Regions from separate parts of the Homo sapiens genome. Here region 2 is linked to region 1. A link is a contact called in ENCODE Hi-C or POLR2A ChIA-PET data. All regions are on one chromosome and are shown on one strand. Each heading gives the region's core, a stretch centred on a gene start or an enhancer-like site at or near the end of the contact. The rest is flanking DNA. Distances are from core to core; before and after follow the strand shown.

The links. Hi-C counts contacts between places; a loop is a spot of excess contacts on that map. ChIA-PET counts read pairs that join two places held with the same protein, here RNA polymerase II (POLR2A). Pooled maps may share reads with other maps.
Region 2: a loop to region 1 is called in a map with no recorded cell type, with 2.4 times the contacts of the local background. The contact joins two enhancer-like sites. A Hi-C loop is called at or near these places in 1 of 37 single-sample maps with no recorded cell type and 4 of 50 pooled maps. POLR2A ChIA-PET finds 5 or more read pairs at or near these places in 3 of 52 experiments (AG04450, T-cell and WTC11).

Annotation. Positions count from the first base shown.
Region 1 is chr1:240,573,953-240,577,956 of GRCh38, reverse strand. The region is part of intron 1 of GREM2 (gremlin 2, DAN family BMP antagonist); the gene reads left to right. Among named protein-coding and RNA genes, the nearest start is that of GREM2, 36 kb to the left of the region's middle. Within about 2 kb of position 1,561, at least 3 of the 41 ENCODE cell types and tissues checked have a DNase peak (open chromatin) inside an H3K27ac peak, as active enhancers do.
Region 2 is chr1:240,689,838-240,693,763 of GRCh38, reverse strand. The region is part of intron 1 of LOC105373228 (a long non-coding RNA gene); the gene reads left to right. Among named protein-coding and RNA genes, the nearest start is that of GREM2, 80 kb to the right of the region's middle. RefSeq lists a silencer at 1,341-1,635. Within about 2 kb of position 1,528, at least 2 of the 41 ENCODE cell types and tissues checked have a DNase peak (open chromatin) inside an H3K27ac peak, as active enhancers do.

The DNA of each region.
Region 1 (4,004 bases), core at 312-2,811:
TGAACTGCTCTCAAGAAAGGATAACTTTGAACTCTTGGATATTTTGTCTTTAATGAGTGATTTATGTAGTTCAATTATCCAGAAATATAGATTTGCTCACATAGATGTGTCTGAGCCTGATTTATTTTCATTGTGAATTTCCATAAACCTACAGGCTAAAATTGTAAAATATTTTATTCAGAAGAGACATACAAGTAACCATAAGTTATGATTTAAAAATCGCTAATACTGTAAACTAGGCAATTTACTCATTTGTGAATTAACCAAAACATCTTCAACTTGACACTAAGACTAACATCCCAAACTGTAATAATTTCCCAAAGAAATACGTTTCATGATATTTTTCAAGTTGAGGTTTTCAAGTTAAGACCCGAACTGTGTTCAGAAAACATGCATGTAAATTGTAGGCCCACCTCCCGTCATCAATCACTCTTACATGCATATGTAACTTTCATTCTTTTAATGTCCAAATGGTGAGAACCCAAACTGAACAAAGAAAAGCCCTTAATTCTCAAGAGTGGCACAACATATTTGTGTGTGTCGTTGTTGGAGAAAGTTATGTTTATAGTAAAGAAGAATCTAAATTAGGAACACACTAAGATTTCCTTTTTTTCCATTTTTTTTTTCCTTGTATGACACATGACAGAAGAAACATGTTTTTAATTTTAGGACTTTTTCTTTGTTGAAATAAGTTGCGACAACATCACTTTTATGGCCGACTCAATTCCATGTCAGTTTTCAGGAATGGAACTTCTATTTATTTTGATCTCGACGCTGCCAGCAATGGTTTTAAAGCTCAGTTAAAGAAAAGATCCTTGCTTTGCATGACTTGGTAAAGGAAAATATAAAGATCCAAGATTTATTTTGGCACCCACTGTAAGTAGAGACAAACAATAATTTGGAAAATTTGTGTAAATGTTACCAGTATGAATCTCATTGATCTGCTTTTTAAATAAGTAATGGTAAGAAACACCATGTAGCACTTGACTAAGAAATACACATCGGAAACAAAATAAAAAATCTTCCCAAGTAAGTTCTTATCATATACTGCTTTCTGCAGTATTAATTATGTGGTTGTTTTAAAAATAAAATACAGTAAACGAATGCAAAAGGAACTGGCAGAGCTTAATAAACCTCGACTCAGTTTAAACTCATTGAGTTTAATTTCATTCTAATTGGAGTATCTGAAATTTAAAGAATAAATTGTTTTAATTTCTGATATAGTGTCTGTCAGGCCCCAATATTTGGTTGTTTTTATTCCAAACAAAGAGTTAAGTTTAAAAGGTTTTAGTTTTCTGAATATTTTAATTAGAATTATGTTATCTGACTGCCCCCTCCCCCACTTCCCACTACAGTGCTAACTAGGTCAACCAGGGTTGTTTGGCAGCCTTTGGGATTATGGACTCCTTGTGTGGTTTCATGGTTTCTTAAAAAAAAAGTTTTGTAACGAAACGAAACCAAACCAAAGCTATGATTCTCAAGGGTTTGTGGCTTGATTGAAATCTGAACAGGAAATATGGACTGGTGATGCTAGTAACGTGACCAGCTGTCACAAAAACTTCCTCACACTCTAAGCGAAACCAGGAAGCTTCGTCAAGAGAGGGAAGGAAGATCCCCTTACAAGATTAGTAAGAGACTACATTTGAGAGGAAGGAGGTGGAGCAGCAAACCAAGGTGCAAAGAAAACATAGACAATTCTATTGCTGGCCCTAGTTCATGAAACTGAATTATCTATGAATTTAAATTCCTAGTTAAGCTTGTATGCTGTCTCCACGAATCAGCTGGTGTACATCACGGAGCTCACAGGTTTTCTTTATTGCCTGTATCCTCCAGAGAATTCATTTTCTACAAGGTATGTGGTTGTTTGCCATAGAAGAAAGTTGGAAAAAATATTTTTAAAGTTACTTTCACAGGACGCATAGCAATTTAATTCATCTTTCTTCTTATTTTGGGCACATTTCTTTTCTTTCTCGGGTTTTACCATTGATAACATTCTGTAATTTAACAAGTAAGATTTTGTTCTTCCCTCCCCCTCCATCTTTTTTTTTTTTTTTTCCAGCAGAGCACACAACACCAAAGCTCTGATGTTGTTCTTGATTCTCCTTCTATGTAAGCTTTGTTAAAAACTGAATCTTGTGCTGGGCACGGTGGCTCACGCCTGTAATCCCAGCACTTTGGGAGGCTGAGGTGGACAGATCACCTGAGGTCAGGAGTTTGAGACCAGCCTGGCCAACATGGTGAAACCCCGTCTCTACTATAAATACAGAAATTAGCTGGGCGTGGTGGTGCGCGCCTGTAATCCCGGCTATTCAGGAGACTGAGTCAGGAGAATCGCTTGAACCCGGGAGGCGGAGATTGCAGTGAGCCAAGATCGTGCCACCACACTCCAGCCTGAGCGACAGAGTGAGACTCAGTCTGAAAAAAAAATAAAATTAAAATTAAAATTAAAAAGTGAATCTTGCTACAGTGGTATTTGGAATGAACAACATATTGGTCATATAAATGCAGCAACACATTAAATGTAAGAGTTACCCTTACATAGTGACACCCCCACCCCCCAACCCAGTCTGCTTTACTTGCCTGATTCTTGAGAACTATTTGGCTTTGCAACTCTCATTCTAGAAATAAAAGGGACAAGACTTGGTGCTTTCAGCTGTGAAAGATAAAAGAGGAGGTAGAACCAACATTTACCCTGAGACTATACTACTAGCTAAGGCCGAGGGGTGAATACTATCACAGTTAAATAAAACAAAAAAGGAGGCACATCAAGGAACAGATTGTGGAGCTGGGTAGCAGCGCTAAGGATCAATTTTTTTATTTTTATTTTATTTTATTATTATTTTTTTTTTGGAGACAGAGTCTCACTCTTGTCACCAAGCTGGAATGCAGTGGTGCGATCTTGGCTCACTGCAGCCTCCGCCTCCCACGTTCAACCAATTCTCCTGCCTCAGCCTCCCGAGTACCTGGGAGTACAGGCGCACGCCAACACGCCCAGCTAATTTTTATATTTTTAGTAGAGATGGGGTTTCATCATGTTGGGTAGGATGGTCTAGATCTCTTGACCTCGTGATCCGCCTGCCTCGGCCTCCCAAAGTGCTGGGATTACAGGTGAGGCACCACTCCCGGCCCAAGATCAGAATATTATTTTAATTTTGGACTTGTCTGTCAATATATCTTGTTGCATTTTAGAGAACTCCTGTGTGTGTCCATATCTTGTTGACTACAGGCCATACTGATCACCAAGACTGTTCCAAAATCATCCACTCATTTTTGCCCTCTTCTTCCACACCCTCGACACCCCCACCTCCCCACCAGTAATTCCAGGTCCTACTTTGCTGAGTTCTAGGCTAATTACCAAGAGCTCCTTTAAGTTTACTTAACCCATCTGCAAATGCCTGATATTCCTCTTCTTTTCTGCAAACATTTCTCCTTACTTTTATTAATGGCCTCCTCCTTCTGTCCCTTCTTAGAGTAAAAGCACCTTCCTCTTCTACGACCTACACCCATGTCTCAGAACTTCATTGCATCACATAAATAAATAGGTGAGGTCATGTAAAAGCACATGTGCCACGTGAGAGAAGTTATTTTTATATTACTAGTAGGTTCTTTTCTAAGAACTTAGTTCTTAGATGATACCTTTTTGCATTATTGATGTTTTTCTTTCTTTTCTGAGGAGTGGGGAGATCGTTTTAAAATTGAATTCTATACAACAGAAAAGAAATTTTAAACCTATCTCAGGCTGGGTGCAGTGGCTCACTCCTGTAATCCCATCACTTTGGGAGGCCGAGGCGGGCAGATCACAAGGTCAGGAATTCGAGACCAGCCTGGCCAACATGGTGAAACCCTGTCTCTACTAAAATTCAAAAAAATTAGCCAGGTATGGTGGTGGGTGCCTGTAATCCCAGCTACTTGGGAGGCTGAGGCAAGGAGAATCACCTGAACCTGGGAGGCAGAGGTTGCTGTGAGCCAAGATCAAGCCACTGCACTCCAGCCAGGGCGAGAGT
Region 2 (3,926 bases), core at 279-2,778, 120 kb before region 1:
TGCTAGATACTGGGTATGTGGCCAGAAGATGTTAACCCAACACTAACAGTCATATAAATCATGATTCCCCAAAGGTCAGATGCTACCACTGCATGGTTATTTTCTTCAACTTACTCTGTAGTCTCTCTTATAGAATTTGTAAGGTTTATGCTGTACACATTATGGGACAAAAGGTCTTTATCTCATGAAACAGGGCTAGGCAGTGAGAAACCCAACGAGAAGGGCAAAATTAAGATTTCCTACGGATGTCACCAGCAAAGTCATTATTATTGAAATTGAATAAATGAATGGAAAAAGCAAAACAAGCTCTGAGTTAGAAAAATAAATTACACATGGCCAAGCTCAGATTCATTCCTATTACCTACAATTAGAATTTTTAAAAATTGAGCCTTCCCTTTGAATTTCCAAAATTAGTAGGAAGGGGGAAGTGAAAAGGCCATTAAAGGAAAAAAGGAAGAGATCAGAGTTTTGAAGAGACCATCAACAGATGTTGTTTCAGAAATTGGATTTGGAATGAGTCCAAAAGGACTATTTCTAAGACAAGAGCTAAGTAGACCATGGGTGAATTTCATCTGATGCATTTCATCTGAGCATTGATACTGGAAGACACATTAGAGAGGGCATCTGGAAGTTAGCTTACCAAAAGGAAATAGGATCACTTAAGGAGTCTAATAATGAGCAAAAATAAAGAGATTGAGCTATTGGAAGGAAGGCAGAATCATGTGATGGTTTCTTTAGAAAGTCTTGATCATCTTTAGATGTATATCTTAGAGACTCACTCCTAGAATCTTACACACCAGTAATTTTTTTTTTTTTTTTTTGAGATAGATTCTCACTCTGTCACCCAGGCTGAAGTGCGGTGGCGTGATCTGCAACCTCTGCCTCCCGGGTTGAAGCGGTTTCTGTGCCTCAGCCTCCCGAGTAGCTGGGATTACAGGCGTGCGCCGCCACGCCCAGCTAATTTTTCTGTATTTTTAGTAGAGATGGGGTTTCACCATGTTGGCAAGGTTGGTCTTGAACTCCTGACCTCAAGTCATCCACCCACCTCAGCTTCCCAAAGTGCTAGGATTACAGGTGTGAGCCACCATGCCCAGCCACACCAGTATTTCTTTACCCTCTATTTTGATCCAATGTTTATCCAGAAGTAGTTCAAGATTAAGAAGTAGTTCAAGTGAGCAGACAACTTGAATTCCATTGAGCCTAATCTATATTTATTTTCCCTCCATAGTTACAATATGGAAAACATAATCACGTAAGTGTAAAGGAAAGTATATTCTACGTCCTGAAAAATCACTGTGGTTCATTCACGCTGGGAAAGGTGGCCGCTTTTCTGACATGAATCCGTAGCTGCATTATCATGGGGGTTTCCTGGGTAAAGAGGAGGCTGCCGGTCTCTTGCTTCCCCCACTTTTCCATTTTTTCCTCTTTTGCAGCCAGCCATGGTCCCATGCTTGCTAGCAACAGAAAGTACAGCAGATGGCAGCAAGCAGCTGCTGCATTTTCCAAACCTTGGTCAGCAACTGTTTTCAAGCCAGCACAAGGCAGGTTGAATGGAGGCAAAGATGGATGTGGATTTGTTAAGAGTCCCCCGTCCTCCATCTCTTGTTCTGTCTCTACCTTTCTGCCCTGCCCAGTGATGAGCAAACACCTCATTTCACAGAAGCAGAGCAAACTGGAAACAAGAGGAGGAGACAAAAGCTGGGGCTTGGCGGGACACACTGAACTGGACTCAAGCCTGAAGTGACCTAGTCAGGCGTGGTATCGATGTCGTGGCAGATCTTCCTTGGCCTCCGTGGGCTGTTGAGCAATTTCTTGGACCCACATCTGTGAATGCTAATCCAACACCAAACAATATTTTGCAGAATTATTCCATCCACTTTGCAACTTCCAGCTTTGTAGGGGCTTCACGGGGGCTGCAGGTAGCAGGAAAGACCTGAGGGTGAACTGCGTTGTGCTGAGAGATAAGCCTGGATTTTACCAATTCAGGCTTGGCAGACCACATCAGAGCTGTCAAAAGGCTATGAACTGCTCTGAGCTCCTGCCTTTAAACTTGCCCTGTTTAGTTCAGCTCAGAAGCCTGGAATTTGTGAAGGTAAACAATTCTTATCCCATGGATAAACTGGATAATGCAATTTAAAATACAGACGTATATTCTTCAGACAAACGTAACCGCCCTGACATTAATGGGGCCATTTATCTATGTTGAAGTCAGTAAGCCATAAGCACTGTCAGTGATGTGGGGATTTGGGGATTTGATTAGTTTTGGGTTTCCAGTGGCTTAACAGGAACAGAGGGTGCGAGGTGAGGTAGCTGGTCTTATCTTCTTGAGTTATTAGATAACTTGTGTTCTTTCTCCTTTGTGCTAAAACCTAAAAGGTAAATTTGTTCTTTTGTGTTTTCCATAATTCAACAGATTGTTAACCTGGTTTATTTTTCATAACCAGCAAATTGTACCTATGCTGATCATTCAGTTTTGTGGTCAAATATTACAAAGCTGGGTTATGTAAGCTTATATTTTTCATGAAATCAGCCCTATAAGAAATTAGGATTACAGGTCCTAACACTTTTTTCTTTTTGAAACGGAGTCTCGCTTTGTCGCCCAGGCTGGAGTGCGGTGGTGGGATCTCAGCTCACTGCAAGCTCCGCCTCCTGGGTTCACACCATTCTCCTGCCTCAGCCTCCCAAGTAGCTGGGACTACAGGTGCCCGCCACCACGCCCGGCTAAAGTTTTATATTTTTAGTAGAGTTTCACTGTGTTAGCCAGGATGGTCTCGATCTCCTGACCTCGTGATCCGCCCGCCTCAGCCTCCCAAAGTGCTGGGATTACAGGTGTGAGCCTCCGTGCCCAGCCTACAGGTCCTAACACTTTAACTTCCAGAGTTCAAGATTATTAAAGTAACTTCAATACTGGACGGCATTTGTAAGCTTTACGTGCTCCCAGCTGGTTCGTTGACATGGAGTTCAGACTTGCATGCAATCACCCTTGACTATCTTTGGCTGTCCTTTCTCAGAAACAGGGCAATCATCTTAACAAAAACCTGGCCAATAGATTTCCAAATGTTGCGTTCATAGAAAGAACACTGGTTTTGAGAAAAACTTTCACATGTATTTTCTTTTCCCTTCTCTCTCTTTTTTTTTTTTTCAGACAGGGTCTCGCAGTGTTGCATAGGCTGGAGTTCAGCGGCATGCTCACGGCTCACTGCAGCCTTGACCTCTTGGGCTCAAGAGCTCAAGCAGTCCTCCCATCTCAGCCTCCCAAGTAGCTGGAACCACAGGCACATGCCACCACACCCAACTAATTTTTGTATTTTTAGTAGAGGCAGGGTTTCGCCATGTGTCTCAGGCTGGTCTCAAATTCCTGGGCTCAAGGGATCTGCCTACCTCAGCAACCCAAAACACTGGGTTTACAGGCATGAGCCGCCGTGCCCTGCCTCAAATGTATTTTCAAGTGGAGCAAAGTTAAGGGGCTCACAGTCACTTGAAGTTTTAGCAAAACTTGGGAGTAAGCGAGAATGTTCTCTTAAGCAACTGTTCTGCCTCATTGGTGGGATGAGCCATTTGGCTGCCTCTGGTTTCCCACTAGCAAACAGTAACTGATTGGGAAGATGAACAGGATTAGCTAAATGATTAATCTCCATCTGCTCTAATACATAAATTATGAAATCATACTCATCATACCAATTTTTGCCAATTCAAAATGTGAACCCATTGGCAAAAAAAAAAAAAAAAAAGGAAAAGAAAAATTTCCAGTCACCGAGAGATGTTCCACTGTAGTCTTTCAAAATGTTTTTAAAACAGTTTGAAAAATCTTACTTTCAAAGTTTGAATTTTATCCCAGTCCATTGTCCTCCTGCCCGACTGTTGACAAATCATCACCACAGGGGATCTGGTGAGAAAAACATGGGTGGCCCTAGGCTGGTATCTGG